Regions from separate parts of the Homo sapiens genome. Here regions 2 and 3 are each linked to region 1. A link is an interaction called in ENCODE POLR2A ChIA-PET data of the cell type or tissue named here. Cell type or tissue: OCI-LY7. All regions are shown on one strand. Each heading gives the region's core, and the rest is flanking DNA. Links, peaks and the distances in the headings are about the cores only.

Evidence for each region. ChIA-PET counts read pairs that join two places held together with the same protein. Peaks named below come from ENCODE experiments on the same cell type or tissue, not always from the same donor. Only the 100,000 strongest peaks of a DNase experiment are listed, where the experiment ranks them.
Region 2: POLR2A ChIA-PET joins it to region 1 with 7 read pairs; 4 of 35 experiments call an interaction of 5 or more read pairs at or near these places.
Region 3: POLR2A ChIA-PET joins it to region 1 with 7 read pairs; 1 of 35 experiments calls an interaction of 5 or more read pairs at or near these places.

Annotation. Positions count from the first base shown.
Region 1 is chr5:74,628,525-74,634,998 of GRCh38, reverse strand. It overlaps ENC1 (ectodermal-neural cortex 1), which reads left to right. Exons shown (of 3, transcript NM_003633.4): 2 at 1-315; 3 at 5,007-6,474. The coding sequence ends at 283. Among named protein-coding and RNA genes, the nearest start is that of ENC1, 9.0 kb to the left of the region's middle. RefSeq lists an enhancer at 3,277-4,090. In OCI-LY7, for the core only: no CTCF peak of the experiment used is centred there; a DNase peak (open chromatin) is centred at 3,238; H3K4me3 peaks cover 1,211 bases; H3K27ac peaks cover 2,025 bases.
Region 2 is chr5:74,688,534-74,693,759 of GRCh38, reverse strand. It overlaps HEXB (hexosaminidase subunit beta), which reads right to left. Exons shown (of 14, transcript NM_000521.4): 2 at 4,287-4,432; 3 at 56-121. Among named protein-coding and RNA genes, the nearest start is that of HEXB, 5.9 kb to the right of the region's middle. In OCI-LY7, for the core only: no CTCF peak of the experiment used is centred there; no DNase peak of the experiment used is centred there.
Region 3 is chr5:73,535,284-73,540,509 of GRCh38, reverse strand. No RefSeq gene overlaps it. Among named protein-coding and RNA genes, the nearest start is that of ANKRA2, 28 kb to the left of the region's middle. In OCI-LY7, for the core only: CTCF peaks have their summits at 3,269 and 3,474 (motif pointing right); a DNase peak (open chromatin) is centred at 3,529.

The sequences.
Region 1 (6,474 bases), core at 1,380-5,379:
TATGGGGGGTGATACAGAATTCTCTGCCTGCTCTGCTTATAAATTCAACAGTGAGACTTACCAGTGGACCAAGGTGGGAGATGTGACAGCAAAGCGCATGAGCTGCCATGCTGTGGCCTCTGGAAACAAACTCTACGTGGTTGGAGGATACTTTGGCATTCAGCGATGCAAGACTTTGGACTGCTACGATCCAACATTAGACGTGTGGAACAGCATCACCACTGTCCCGTACTCGCTGATTCCTACTGCATTTGTCAGCACCTGGAAACATCTGCCTTCTTAAATGCAGTACATTCTAAAGAGAGTGAGCATGAGGTAAGAAGTTTAGCTATAGATGTAAGTATGCATATAATTAGGCTATTGTGTAAGTTCAGTACATGGGGTGAGATCTGATCCACAGAGACTGTACTGCAGAAGTACTACCAAAGCTGTAAAAATAAGAGAGCTGGTGCCCCTAGAACTTATCCACTTGTGTTGACCACAGCCTCAGCCCCCACCATGGCATTAGCCAGTGGTTCTCAGCTTTTACTGAGCCTCAGAATCTCCTGAAGAGCTTTTTATTTATTTTATTATTATTATTATTATTTGAGACAGAGTCTCGCTCTGTCACCCAGGCTAGAGTGCAGTGGCATGATCTTGGCTCACTGCAAGCTCCGCCTCCTGGGTTCACACCATTCTCCTGCCTCAGCCTCCCGAATAGCTGGGATACAGGCGCCCACCACCAGGCCTAGCTAATTTTTTGTATTTTTAGTAGAGACGGGGTTTCACCATGTTGGCCAGGATGGTCTTGATCTCCTGACCTCATGATCCGCCCGCCTCGGCCTCACAAAGTGCTGGGATTACAGGCATAAGCCACCGCACCCGGCCCTGAAGAGCTTTTTTAAAAACTGCCCATCCCAGAGACTTAGTTTCATTTGGTCTGGGGTGGGGTCCAAGCATCAGTATTTTTAAAAAGTTTCCGGATGATTCCAATGAACAACCAAGTTGAGAACCCCTGACCTCTGTTAAGTATGCCAGCTAATGTTTATTGAGCCCTCACTGTGTGCTTGCAGCGGTGCCACGTGTTTCCCACGGATCATCTCATTCTATCCTCACAACAACCCCGTGGGGAATTATTACTAGCTTCATTTTATAGATGAAAAAACCTTCATGCATTACGGAGGCTAAGCTGCCCGAGTTAGCAGAGCTTAGTAAGAGGTGGAGCTGGTTAGGAAGTCAATGCAGGGGGTCTGGCTCTAGGGCATCAGCACTGGAGCATCGTGTTGCACTGCCACCGAATAAACTTGAGCTTCACATCCATGACACCAATGTCATCCCAGGTGATACTTCATTTATATTCAAATTTTGCTTCCTCAAACCCTTTGTAGAATGATTAGGGTTTAAAAATGTATTGCTCAAATTCATTCCTAGTTTATTCTCTCCAAAATTATTAGCTTATTTTAAATGTTTTACTTAAAAAGTAGCCCCCTTTAAGGCGTTTATTACCTTTAAAGATAAATCTATATCTGTCTTTGTAAAAGGTTGCATGTACATAGCAGAAATTTGTGCAGATAACACAGAGCCACCTAAACTTCCCAAACTATGGCCTTTCAGAGTTAATCAGTCAGGCCGACCCTATTGTCAAGGCTAACAAAAGTTGTGTTTCTGAGTCATATATCTGAGTACATAATAGTTGTCTGTGTATTTAAGAGTATAGAATACTCTTGGCTCAAATAATTAATAGGCCTACACAGTTCAGAGTTCGCAAAGCTCACGGCTGCTTTGCTGCTAAGCATTCTTAGGATTGGCCCCAGGAATCGCTTAGGCATGTGTAAGTATAGCCCAGCGCACACAGGATGTGTTGACTTGTTTTGGTGATTCATGGGCTTATTACTAATAATAAGAGAAGAAAGTAACTGCTTTGGAGGAACTACAATGAAAACAAACTCATTTACTTGGGAACTTTTGGCTCTGTTTTCCCTAGTATGTTTCACACCTTTGAAGGGGACTTCAAAGGGAGAAAAGGAGATCTAGGCCTAGTGGCAAGCTAAGCACAGAGGGGTTTCATCTCATTGGTCTTTTCTTTCCCTGTCCCTTACAGCTCATTTAGAAACATCATTAAACTTGGCCTCACTCTCACATTTCAGCTTGCCATTTTATTTTCTTTTTGAGACAGAGTCTTATTCTATTTCCCAGGCTGGGGTGCAATGGTGCTATCTCAGCTCGCTGCAACCTCCGCCTCCTGGGTTCAAGGGATTCTCCTGCCTCAGCCTTCCAAGTAGCTGGGATTACAGTGCCCGCCACCACGTCGGGCTTTTTTGTATTTTTAGTAGAGATGGGGTTTCACCATGTTGGTAAAGCTGGTCTTGAACTCCTGACCTCAAGTGATCCACCCATCTCAGCCTCCCAAAGTGCTGGGATTACAGGCGTGAGCCACCGCACTTGGCCTCCAGCTTGCTATTTTTTTTACTTCTTCAGTTATCTCTTCCAGCCTTCGTACAGTTATCAGAGTTCTGAGTTATGTCATGCTTTCCTGGAATGAAACTCCTTCAAAGCAGCAGGAACAATCAGACACCTCCTCTGGGGAGCAACTGGGCTAATAGTGTCTCACACCAAACTGGTTTTTTGTAGCCTTGCTGGCATCTCAGTAATCTTGAATAAACAAATGCTCTGAAAGTGGTTATTTCATTTGAGATATGAATGCATGACTCACCTCTAAAGCAGGTTTAAAGAACCTCCTAGGCGAAAGCATCAATTAACAGCACACTTAGTTGGGTGTTAGTCCAGAACTGACTATATTTGCACAGAAGAGCCATAAAAATTGCTACCAGGGTGGTGGTACATAAAAAATGACAATGGGCAGGCTGGCTGGAATCCTTGGAACAAGGTAAGGAAATTGAGGCAGAAAGAGGAGAGAAGCCACATGTGTATTCTGGCCCTAGTTTTAAGTTCTAGACCTTCCTGAGTTTTAGGTTGCTTCTCTGTCAAATGAGTGGTTTGATCTTTAATCTCCTGTGATCTGTCCCAACTCAGACTTGGGTCAATTGATAGGGGAGTTAAAAGAGGCGAAAATACCTAGCCCAGTGCTTGACGTGTAGTAACTTACTGTGAGATAATGGCAGTGGAATTAGCTTTCTGTGTGGTAGGAAAATGAGGTTTCTTTGACTATTATCTGCTTGTTATCTTTAGACTTCACTTTTGGTTCCTCCTTTTTCAGCCCAGAGTGAACATGTTGGCAAACACTTGACTTCACCCTACCCTGGGTGTTTGAACTGAATCATACCCTTCCGGTCGCTGGGAAACAGAGCAAGTAAAGTGTTAAGTTATATGTGAAATAACATCCTCTTCACCCTTGGCGCTACCAGTGAGAGAGTCAAGCACATGAAAACTAAATTTGACAGGGCCAAGTTTGCTGCTTTTAAAGGGCAGCGTAAGCGCCTGATCAAAGCCACTCTTTGAATTTCCGACAGGGAGAATGTTGGTTAAAATTTCTAAAGTTTACTACACAAGATAGTGCTAAAACATTTAAGAGGGGGTTGGAGTGCCTTAAAGTGCTGGGTAGGTGGGTCTCAGTCCCAAACTGCAAATTCCTCTGCCCTCCAAATGTAGGTGCTAACGGAATTAATAGAGTGTTTAACAGAAAGTTTCCCTAGGTCTTAAAGCTCATCCACCTAGGAGGTTTTATCTGCCTCCTGCTGCTCTGCCAGTGGGTGGGAAGGGCAGAAAGGAAATTACTTTGATTATCCTCTGTTTTCATGGTGCCGTGTGGCCTCAACCTAACTTAGGCTTTGATTTGCTTTGTTTCTTCTCTAGATTTTGTTGTTGTTGTTGTTGTTGTGTGTCCTTTTTTTTTTTATTATCGTTCCTGTTTGAATATGCAATTTTTTGGGGGGAGGGTGTGTGTATTCCTTTTTTCCTGTTTGAATATGCATTGTCTTGAAATTTTATATTATTATAAGATACATTCTTTTGGCCTAATGTTGACATATAGGTTACAAGGAGGTGGAGGTGGGGCAATGACACCGTAGTCTAAGGCATGCCTTGAAAGCTTGAATCACTGTTAGGAAACAGCCAAAAGAAACAACTCATGAAATGAATCAGGCTTCTGAACACACAAAAGCAAAGAATTCAGTGCAAGGTCATGAGTGGCTCCTCCAGAATTCCCTTTGTCTGTACTTAGACTTACAGCAATAGGGATACAAAAGCCCTCTGCACAATTTCCCCAGATGAAATGAGAAATAAATAAATGGGAAGAGTAAGCAGTGTGAGGAAATGCAAGCTCTATGAAATGTGCAGGCTTTGTGGTTACGGCACTTTGAATTGATATTCACACTTGATGTACGTAGATTCTGTAGCACTGGCATGCCGTAGCTGCTGGCACCTACGTGTGGACTGACGAACTTTGAGAATAAACTCCAAACTTGGGCTGTTGAGGCCTGATACATTGTCATGTGAAAGGAAGCGAGACTGATTTCTGCCATAATGGATAACAGAGATGCATTTAAATAAGAGGATTAGTATGTCTGCCTCCTAGATGGTAAAGTTAATTTGGAATCTTTCATGGTACATGGGCCAAGGAGGGTTTGCACAGGAATCTCCCTTCTTTTCACCCCTTAGTGATCACTTTACAGTCGCTCTGTTTAACCACAGAAAGAAATTTTATGAATGTTGGAAGCAGAAGATGGCAACTCCTAATAGCATCTAGACATATAGGTTTGGATTTGAAAGTGTGTATGCTTAGGAAAGAAGTGAAGGTCCTTCTTTAGACACCACTGTTTTTGTCAGGCCAGCCATCTGCATGGATGTGTACGTGCACACGTGTGTGCATTTAAGGCAAGTACTTTAAATATCTTTGCACAGTTCCTACTGAACATGTAAGACCTTTGGAAGCAATATTGTCCAGCTCCATACCAAGTTTAATTTAAAAAAAAATTTTGTGGCTAATAAGAAAAATTTAAAAACTATGGCATCACACAAATCCTTCATGCTTTTTTGTTTTGTTTTTTTTCCTTTTCCTTCTATTTCAGCTCACTCCATCACTCGATGAGATAATATGAGATTTCTACTTCGGAGAGGCCAAGTCTAATGAAGAGAAAAAAAGGAAAAGAAGTTGCAAGACTCGAATAAAATCTGCTGCACCTTGTAAATGCTCTAACTGGACATGAAGGAAAGGGGCGAGGGAGGGGGGTGGGATTTTTGGTGCAAGTAGCACATGGTTTAAATATGAATGAACAAACCTGTGATCTAGTCCTTGTCTTGTAATTGTGGATTAATGTCAATGTTAATCAGCCCCTCAAAGGGAGAGAAAAGCTGGACCTTTTCCCTTGCTGTACCATATTCAGCATTTGATTTCCATGGGCCCCACCATTTATGTGTAGAATTTGAAATGGTTGTCACCTCTCTCTGAGGACAGAGCTTGAAGCCTCCACACCAGCTGCTGCTGGAGATTCAAAGCCCAACTGTGGGTCCGAGAGGGAAGCTGGCTGGGCTGGCTGAAGAATGAAGACCACTGGACTCTCCGTTAATCTCTAAGGGGTCTGCTCCCCAGGAACGTTTCTGAACAATGGGGACTTTGTTGGTAGCCATTTGGTAGATGTTCTTTTCTATTTATAAGTGACTTTAAACTTTCCCTTGGCTGTTAAGAAGTTTGTTATAGATTTAGCTATTTATTGTTCGATGCCTGCATGCTGAAACAATGCCTACAGCTGTCTTCACATGTATGGACGTGTGTGAATGGTTGTACGTTTTGCACATTTTGTGGCTGTTGAGATGTGCTTTGCTGCACAAACATGAAAATTTTTGAGTTACAATTTGGAGCATAACTGGAGGGTGGGTTGGGGAGGGGTGGATTTTTAAAATGTCAAGACAGGGAAGGATGACAAAATGGAAATTTAAATGACATCCTAGAGGTAGAGAAACCGTGGAGATCGCTTTTCTCAGACTCACCAACTTTTAATGGGATTTCATGGGGTTTGGTTGTGCTGATAGGGTAAGGGGAGGCTGCTTTCTGCCCTTCTCCCCACTCCCATCTGATTTACTTAATTCAGTCTCAGCTGCTGAAATTTGGAAAGGACCAAATTGCTTTACAGTTTTTTTCTTTGTGTAGTATCTTGAAATCCTGGAAAATTCTATGGAATAGTTCTGTATATAGGGCACAAGTAAAGGCATTGTCCAAAGTTTATTTATTTATTTATTACCCTAAGAATGCTTTGCCATAACCACATTTAATGGGAAAAACGGCAGTATCACAGATGTAAATTAACTCACCAGATTTACTGGGCCTGAACTCATTCTCTTCTTGCTATATGATTTAGCAAGTTCTAGAAGGTCTCCAAGACAATAATTACATTGGCACAATGTATACTTCAGTGCTCACCCGTAGGCAAATCTCTTTTTAAAAAACTCTTTGGTGCACAAGTAACACATTTGGCCACAAAACACCAAAGAATTGTAGGCAGTGGCCCCTATTGAGAAGTTTTCCGGTAGAGTTGGAAA
Region 2 (5,226 bases), core at 1,227-5,226, 59 kb before region 1:
CCAACTGAAAATTTTCCTTTACTGGAAAGTAACAATGAAACTGCATGGAACTTACCTCGTAATGCTCCCCAAACTCTGTTGGCCTTAAGGACAGCCACTGGTTCTTTCACAAGTAAAGTATCTGTATTGAGGATTTAAAATCACACACACACTTTTGTTAATCCCTCAATGACACACAATAAGTTTCCTAAACATGTCATTGATATTTCTGGACTATTATTTTCTCCCAAGCACATGACCTATTTCTCTAACTGCCTCCTGTACATCTCCATTTGGATGTCCTGCAGGTTCCTTCGACTCCACATGCCCCAACAGAACTCTTCCCTCCCTCCTCCGCACACTTCAACCTGCTGGTCTTCTGTGTTCCTCATTTCAGTGAGTCACAGCACCACCATCCAGTCACTTGAGTCACTCAGAACGGGAATTTGGGTGTCAACTCCATGTTTCCTCATTTTCCTAAAAGAGTTAGTCTCTCCAACTTCTCCTCAACAGAGTAGGGTCCTAGTTAAGCTAAGAGTTTAGTTGAAAGTGCAAACATTCCTCAGTTCCTACTAATCCTTGGTAACGCCCTAGGTGTCGCTCAAATCTACTCCCTTTAAGGCCAGAGAGTATCTCCACTCTTTTGCATTCAGAATTTTCTACTTGCCCTGTACCCACCTTCCCTCAGTATCATCCAAATCTGCCTTAAGACTTACTCTCCAAATCCCTTTAGCTTAGTTCAGCTTTGTCTCACTCAATAAAAATAATTCAGCTTTGTCCCACTCAATTAAAAGTTCACATCATCCAGAATGGGACTCCAGTTAGCTGCTTCTGGTGAGAGGCTAATCTTTCAATCTTTGAAGCACACTCTAAGGTTGGCCCAATAGTCATTTAGTCTTTTAGAGAGGTCTGGAGTGGAATCAACCACATAGTAAACCCACAGATGGTAAAGAGATTGAAAGCTAAAGGGTGTAACAGCTTTGGACTTTGCCACGGCAAAGACACTGATGGGCTGGAGATTAATGATTTAATACTGTGTCCTCTGGGGTGGTTTATCACCTTCTACCACCACCACCATTCAGATGCTCACAGAATAGTTAGCTGCAGGTAGGCAAAAGTGCTCTATCAGTAGTGTGAGCATCTCAGGTGATAGTCTTCTGACAAGATAGCCTTTTCCATTAGATAACCACACTCCATTAGATGAGTTAGCCAATGCCAGGCTAAGAACTATATTGCTATTTATGAGCATAGTCTAATTATGTTTCCTCTACATCTATAGCAAATTCTTGTGTTGTTGTTGAGACAGAGTCTCACTGTGCTGCCCAGGCTGGAGTGGAGTGGCACAATCACGGTTCATTGCAGCCTCGACCTCCCAAGTAGCTGGGACTGTAGGCATGTGCCACCACGCCTGGCTAATTTTTCTCTTTCTTTTTTTTTTTTTTTTTTGTAGAGACAGGGTTTTGCCATGTTGCCCAGGCTGGTCTTGAACTCCTGGGCTCAAGCCATCTACCGGCCTCAGCCTCCCAAAGTGTTGGGATTACAGGTGTCAGCTACTGTACCCAGCCTGTATCAAATTCTTAATCAGCTACCTAGAGCTCACTGCTCCATTGGTCACTGTTTAAAAACATTTTTTTGCCACATTCTAGTTTTGAGATCTTCCAGAAATAGCACAGTCACCTAAAAAACATTAATATATTGCATATATTTGATACCAATTATTTTCTAATAGTTGACAACTGGCTGATATTAAACAGGACTGTAATTCAACTCAGTGGAAAATACATATAACAATTAGAAATTTGGTTTTCTAAATATATGGACACATAGCTATAGAATTTCCATTTTTACTTCACAACCAAGTTATTAGTGTTAACAATGATCACTTCCCTGAAGTGTGAAAGGAATTATATCATTGACTTTTCAGTTAGCCCATTCTGTATCTTTTTGCACCATAAATACATTTGTTTTGGAGGGTGAATATACAAATGACATATCTATATATTCTGTTTAAAAGCAATATAATATAGATAAGGCTAAAATCTCCTTTGAGATACTCACCTAACTCCCTCTACCTTCCTCAGAGGAAATACTTATCGGGCATTTTCTTAGGCTTGACATAGATGTACACGGAAGGAGAAAATATAGTATTGCTTTATGCGTGTGTTCCTGCACGTGTGTTGATATATAAACAGGGTCCACCTCTACACATAATTATACAGCTTCCTTTGTTCAACTCAGCAGTTTATCTTGTCAGTTCTCCATGTGTGTTCTCAGTAATACTGCTTCTTTATTCTTAACTGTTGTGATTATACTGTTTAGTATAGATTGACAAGATGTATTTAGCCATTCCTCTATTGATGGACATTGAGTTTTATTGACAGTTCTTCACATTACAGGCAAACTGCATCAAACATCCTTGATTTATGTGTCCATTTATCTGCAGTAAAAACTAGTCCACTTCTCAGGGCATGCATATTTTTATTTTTAATAAATAGTGGTGCTTTAACATGTGTCACCTCCTCCAACATGTCCTCCCACTCTGGACATTTGATATCTTGTTATTTCCATTCATATGTGTTACTTTTATCATCATCATCAACTAGTTTAAAGACTAAAAACTAGTTTATTCTTCAGCTGAAAATTTCACAATAACCTTGTCTCAAGAAACTTCCCTTTCAGAATAAAGAGGGTTTGTAGAACTGACTGAAAGATAAGCTATGACTCTCTAGTCTCGATACATTTCATTTTGTGGAATTTACAATCTGTTATCTGTATTGCCAATGGACAGCAAAGATTCCTTGGCAACGTAATGACCATTTCCATCTCAATTCAGGTTGCAAAACCTACTTCACATGGTGTCTGAGTGCTGAGTATCAATTGAAATGATACCTGATGTTGGTGAATTTTCCTATTTCTCTTCTAAGAACAGCTATGGAATTGAAGAGAAAGAAAGCTTTTTTTCAAAGAGATGTATTATTGAGAAATCTCATCTAAACCAGCAGGATGAAGACATGTACTTAACTGTGAGGCAGTCTGGGGGTAATGGAGTTGCTCTTTTCTCTAAATTTGTGGCATCCTATCTTTTTTTTTTTTTTTTTTTTTTTTTTTTTTTTTTTTTTTTTTTTTTTTTTGAGACTGTCTCACTCTGTCCCCCAGGCTGGAGTGCAGCGGCATGATTGCAGCTCACTGCAACCTCTGCCTCCTGGGTTCAAGTGATTCTCCTGCCTCAGCCTCCCGAGTAGCTGGGATTACAGGTACGCACCAACACGCTTGGCTAACTTTTTGTATTTTTTAGTAGGGATGCAGTTTCAGCATATTGGCCAGGCTGGTCTTGAACTCCTGGCCTTAAGTGATCCACCCACCTCAGCCTCCCAAAGTGCTGGGATTACAGGTATGAGCCACAGCGTCCAGCCTCTATCTTTACACTTAGTTCCCCTGTCTGCTCTTTCTTGCACGAATCTTATATTACACATGTCCTTATACTGCCCTTCTTTGATTCCTTGGTGCAATTCCACATTATTCTCAGGCAGTATACCCTATAGAAATGGCACGCCCACTTATTTGTTCTAAAACAATTTGGGAAAAGCCCTAGAGAATAACGTTTTAGGCAACAACGAGGACAAAATCATACAGCTAAATGTTGATTATATTGTACAGCAGATTACAAATGAAACTGCTGTACCCACCCTCTCCCCTAGCTCTGCATTATCTTTCTGTAAAATTAGATTATAAATAGAGATCATGGATACAGATGTTTTCAAAGACAAAAAGTTAAGAAATTACCTAGATGTCCAAAAGAGATTACCCAAGTCAGCTCATCCATATAGTGACAGAACATTATTCAGCCATTGAAAATGATATCACAGAAAACTAGTGAAATTCATGTTTAATTTATAATGTATTTTGCAAAAAAGCATGATATAAAAATACAACAAAAATACAAGAAGCACATGTACAGAATTACTGCCATTTTCATGTCAATGCTTATCATGTTTGTATTTATGTCTATGTAAAATGTTTACATGTTTTACTCTGCAAAAAAATACACCTAAAATGACAGTGATTAATTCTATCTGCTGGGATTATGAGTGATTTATTTCTTCTTCTGCACTTACTGTACTTAATAAATTTTCCACAAAGACTATGTACTACTTTTATAATCAGACTTTAAAGGTTATTTTTAAAATAGGAATCATAAACTCACTGGTTGAGAACTCAGTGGTTCCTAGCATGGAGTCAGTTTTTGGCACTTAAGTCCGTCAGCGAGCACCTGGGATATAATACACTCACATTGCATAGGTACTTACAAGACTCATCTGAAGATATGTTGGGGAAAGCATCACACTCTGACTGAAGGGTGATTGAGACAAGAAGTTGCTGAACCTGGGTTTTAGCCTGGAATTCAGCAGGTTCATGATGCCACTTGTAGAAACCAAAAATATAGCCATGATATCTGTTTGAGAAATAAATGTAAACACATTTTAGAAGGATTTTAGCCAAATTTTTAAAACAGATGTGCTAGTAACATTGTAGTTAACTCCTCAAATCCATGCTGCCCATTGTAAGTCCAACTAGAGATTCTCACCCCAAGCTGTACATTAGAATCACTTGGGAAGTTTTTTGAAAATCCCAACGTCCATGCCTTCAGAATCAGAATCTATTAGAATGGGATTCAGGCATGGGAATTTTAAATGCTTCCCCACACTCTGAAGTGACATATGAAGCCCCGTTAAGAACCAATAATGAAACCATCATGGTAATCCATCACTCTTGGGAATGAAAAACCAATTCTGACCAGTGATAGGATGTGGGGGTTAGGGGGAGTTCTGAGCAAATCACAAGAAAACTTCGTTTCTCTGTATGTGAGAGCTGGACTAGTTGCCACTACACTAAAGTGGACAGAGCAGAGATGGAAAGAATATGGATCCCTGGTAACACTGTTGAGCCACTTGGTCAACTTGCCCTAAATTCATCCCTACTTTTGGACATCCTAATGTGTGAAATAAGTTTTCCTATTGTTTGAGCCAGATTGAGTCAGAGTTCCTGTTACCTTCCTGCAAAAGTATCCTAGCTTACATATAAAGCCCCAAAAGAAGGTCCAGAATTCTCACCAGAGCCTTTAAAATTTACTTTTTGTTGGCCAGCTGCAGTGGCTCATGCCTGTAATCCCAGCACTTTGGGAGGCCAAGGCGGGAGGATCACGAGGTCAGGAGTTCAAGACCAGCCCGGCCCACATAGTGAAACTAA
Region 3 (5,226 bases), core at 1,227-5,226, 1.1 Mb after region 1:
CCCTCTCTCCCTCCCTCAACACTCCCTCCCTTCCTTTTCATAAGTATTCACTGAGCACCTCCTAGGAATGAGACAAGATGACGAGTCTCAACTCAACCCTCTGTCACTGAAGTCTCACTCCAGTAAGGCGCATTTACTCCAGTATGTCCTGTAACCCACAATGAGTCACTGCATTCAGTGCAGTCTAGGCTATTCCTTCTATTGTAGGTAACAGGAGTCTCTTCTCTTTCCACTGCAAAGGATGTGCCTTCAGATCATCTGAATCATAAAAAAGGTGACATTTCTACTTTTTTCAAAAATAAATAAAAGAGCCCTCCTAAGCAGGAACCCCTCAGTTATGTCACAAGAGCCTTCCAGTAACAACTTCTCTCTGTCATAGCCAATGGCTTAAAGGCACCCAAAGTCCCAGTAAGGTTTTCCCAGACTCTAGTTCCTGGGAAGCTTTACTTGGAAGACAGTTGCAGATAAACGCCAAGCAACCAAGCTGATGGGGAAGAAACCCACTGCCTGGGTCACGCTCAGTCCTTCAGGGTTTCCAGGGACCAAAGATTATGCACAAGAACAGCCCAGTCATATCTACTACCAGTCACTTCCAATAACCAACTTTGCATAAATGTCAATATGTGTCTGCTGACATATATACAACATGCACCCATATGCACATCTTTATAATAGTTTCATTATAATGACATACTTTCAAAAAGTTATTGGCATACATAAACATATGCCCATCTCCAATTAAAATAAACATATACTTAAGCTGTTTTTAGTTTCTGCTTCATAAGTTATAAATAGGCTAAACCATTTACAAAATAATAAAATCCAGCACTAATCTTTCTGTCTGCCGAAGACCATTTTCTGTGATCCTTACCTGAGCACATTTTTCAAGGCCACAGGACTGGGGGGTCAGATTTTCTGCATCTCCAGGTGCCTGGGTCATGCTGGTTTATAATCCTTCTGGCAGCTGGGCACAGTGGTGCATGCCTGTAATCCTGGCACCTTGGGAGGCCAAAGCAGGTGGATCACTTTAGGCCAGGAGTTTGAGACCAGCCTGGCCAACATGGTGAAACCCCACCTCTACTAAAAATGCAGAAATTAGCTGGGCATGATGGTGCACACCTGCAATCCCAGCTACTGGGATGCTGGGGCAGAAGAATCTCTTGAACCTGGGAGGCGGAGGTTACAGTGAGCCAATTTGTGACACTGCGCTGCAGCCTGGGCAACGGAATGAGACTCTGTCGAAAAAAAAAAAAAAAGGCTTCTGGCAGAAATTTAGTCAGGACCTGGGAAGGATTATTTCAAATTAGGTCCATCAAGAGGAAAAGGGGGAAGGAATTCCCAAGTGACACCACCCCTCCCGCCCCACGACAGTTTGAGGATGCCTCTGTCTTCACCTGTTTTGTGCAGATCTGGGTTCATTGTCTCCTAGTCACAAGCTTCCCCACAGCTTCTAGAAGGGTCCATTTTGGAAACTACAGGGGGCTCTGAGGTTTGGCTTTTTGAAGTTCTGAGAGAGGTATCTGCTCCAGCTCAGGAGGTCCCTACGTACCTGCCAGGTAAATGCAAGTTTACCTGGGAGAGAGTCAAGCCTGCTCTTGAGTCCTAGGGCTTAAAGTCTCAGCAGCTTACACAGAAAACTGTGTTCCTCAGCCCACTCGCTGAGCAGGACTTGAAGTCCTTGGCAATGCTCTAATGGCAGTCCCTTAGGAAAATAATTTGTCATCAATTTAAACCCTAAAAATAGACTACATTCCTTACACTACATAGACTTACAACCAACCTTTTTGATTTTTTTCCAAATATTTTATTTTATTTATTTTATTTCTGAGACAGGGTCTTACTCTGTCGCCCAGACTGGAGTGCAGTGGCATGGTCATGGGTCATGGCAGTCTCAACTTCCCTGGACTCAGGTGATCCTCCCACCTCAGCCTCTGGAGTAGTTTGGCCTACAGGCACATGCCACCATGCCAGGTTAATTTTATTATATTTTTTGTAGAAATAGGGTTTCATCATGTTGCCCAGGCTGGTCCTGAACTCCGGGACTGAAGGGGTCCACCTACCTTGGCCTCCCAAAGTGCTGGGATTACAGGTGTGAGCCACTGCACCTGACCTCAGATATTTTAAGCCAAAAAAAATTTTACCTGAAAAAATTTGTTTCAACTACCAGGCACTTGGCAAAACACTCTCCAAATATTATTTCAGTGATTCTCGTCATACGTTTGTATAGAGCTTTAAATAGTTACCAATGGCCAGGTGCAGTAGCTCACACCTGTAATCCCAGCACTTTGGGAGGCTGAGGCCGGTGGATCACTTGAGGTCAGGAGTTCGAGACCAGCTTGGCCAACACAGCAAAACCCCATCTCCACAAAAAATACAAAAATTAGCTGGGTGTGTTGCCACATGCCTGTAGTCCCAGCTACTTGGGGAGGCTGAGGCAGGAGAATCACTTGAACCTGGGAGGCAGAGGTTGCAGTGAGCAGAGATTAAGCCACTGCACTCCAGCCTGGGCAACAGAGCGAAACTTGTCTCAAAAAAAAAAAAAAAAAAAAAAAAAAGGCTGGGTGCAGTGGTTCACGCCTGTAATCCCAGCATTTTGGGAGGCCGAGGTGGGCAGATCACCTGAGGTCAGGAATTTGAGACCAGCCTGGTCAACATGGCAAAATCCTGTCTCTACTAAAAATACAAAATCAGCTGGGCATGGCGACACATGCCTTAATCCCAGCTACTTGAGAGGCTGAGGTAGGAGAATCGCTTGAACCCGGGAGTCAGAGATTGCAGTGAACCGAGTTAATGCCATTGCACTCCAGCCTGGGCAACAAGAGTGAAACTCCGTTTCAAAAAAAAAAAAAAGTTACCAAAATGCTTCCACACATGGCCTCATTGGATTCCCCCAGGAGACCCTCAGAGTTGGTAGGACTTGGAAGCATTGATTTGACAAGCAAGGAAACTAAGACCCAAGGGGTTATAAAGACTTGCACAGCTAGTAAATAACAGTAAAGCACTCGGGCCTCCCAAGCGTTTTCAAAGTTCATGCTCAAAATAGAAATGGAGGACTCTATCTTGGCATTTTCTAAGCTGAAATACTGAGGCAAAAAGCAAAAAACAAAAAACAGGAAGGCTATCTTCTGAGACCTGCTATTAAATTTTTTATTTGAGAGAGAAGATGCCAACTGTAAATAATTTCCTATTGTCTACATTTTGCAAAAGAAAGAAGGAAAGAATAACAGGGCTAAATGTAAGTTCTGACGTAAGAGCCTTCTCTATAAGCAGCTTGGAGGCCGCCACATGTGCTGCTCCTACGCTGTAAGCTGCGCACTTGTCACTTGCTTTGCACAACAGTGATATGCCATCAATGCTGTGTGCCAACTAGGACTCAGGAAGTCAAATTATAGTTTAGGATCAGGATCATTATTTAAAGGTGTACTATGGTAAATTTATGGTAATTTTTTCCCCCTCATTTTAACCGCTCTGAAAGCAGGATGCAGTCAATGCTGTCGTACAACAACTGTCCGCCAGGTGGCAGTCGTGATGTAGTACGAAATGTGAAAAATCATTGACATCTGTTAGGATCCAGCAATAGTAGGCCGGGCACGGTGGCTCACGCCTGTAATCCCAACACTTTGGGAGGCCGAGGCGGGTGGATCACCTGAGGTCAGGAGTTACAGGCACGCACCATCATATCCAGCTAATTAATTTAAAAAAATTTTTTTTAGAGACAGGGTGTCACTATGTTGCCCAGGCTGGTCTCAAATTCCTAGACTTAAATCCTCCTGCCTTGACCTCTCAAAGTGCTAGGATTACAGGCACGAGCCACCGCACCTAGCCATGTTCACTCTTATGGATGGCAATGACAATTATAATGCAAACATTTTAGCTGTTAGCTTGTGGGACAAACCTCTTCCAGGGTGGAGAGTGGAGTCAGCAGTACACATGTATCACCCTTTAATCTCTCAGTAGTTTCCTATTCTTGCCTCTGCAAATTATCTCAAATTTAGTGGCTTAAAACACACAAATTTGTTTTCTTAGAATTCTGTAGAAGTCCAATGAGAATCCCTCTTTGCTAAGATCAAGGTGTCGGCAGGTCTGTGTGTCTCCCTTTCTGAAAGGCTTAGGGGAGAATCCGCTTCCTCACCCTTTCCAGTGTCTAGAGGCTGCCACAGCCCCGGGCTCTCAGCCTCTTCTCGGTCTGTAAAGCCAGCAATGCCGCATCACTCTGGCCCCACTTCTGTCATCTTAGCTCCCTCTGATTCTCTCTTCTGCCTCCTTCTTTGACTTTTAAGAGTGGTTGTGCGGCCGGGAGCGATGGCTCACACTTGTAATCCCGGCACTTTGGGAGGCCGAGGTGGGCGGATCACCTGAGGTCAGGAGTTCAAGACCAGCCTGACCAACATGGAGAAACCCTGTCTCTACTAAAAATACAAAATTAGCCAGGCGTGGTGGCGCAAGCCTGTAATCCCAGCTACTTGGGAGGCTGAGGCAGGAGAATCGCTTGAACCCAGGAGGTGGAGATTGCGGTGAGCCGAGACCGTGCCATTGTACTCCAGCCTGGGCAACAGGAGTGAGACTCTGTCTCAAAAAAAAAAAAAAAAAATTCTGTTGTGCTTACACTGGCCTCACTCAGATAATCTAGGATAGTCTTCCTATTTTACGGTTGACTGATTAGCAACCTTAAATCCTCTCTGCCATGTAACCTAACAAAGTCACAGGTCCTGGGAATTAGGATGTGGATATCTTTGATCTCTGGGGGCCTATTATTCTGCCTACTAAAGTCCTTCTCTGTCTTCTACAATACTTAAAATGAATCTCAAAGCCCCAGTTTAAGAAAAAAGTGGCCATTTCCCCTTTCTCTTATCCATTGGTGTAGCTCTCCTTGAATGGTTGCCACGATCTTCAAAGAGAGGCTCCGAGCTCATTACTGTCTCCCATTTACAGTGTTAAGAAGGTGCTTCAATTTCTTTCCAGGATGAGGAAGTCATTTCAATTTGCCATAAATCTCTGTGCCCATCACTGCCCTGACCTTGTAATAATTAAATCTGCTACATGTCTTTTTCCCTTTCAATAGCTAAAACCTCAACCCTCCTCCTGAGGAAAAACATCTGCCCTCAGCCTTCTCAGAGTGTCTATCACCTTCACTTTCTCTGTCTCGATGGTTTATGGGAAGTCTTTTGACTAAAAGACAATGATTTGCTCTTGTCTTTTAAGCTGCCTTCATTTTGCTGAGTTTCT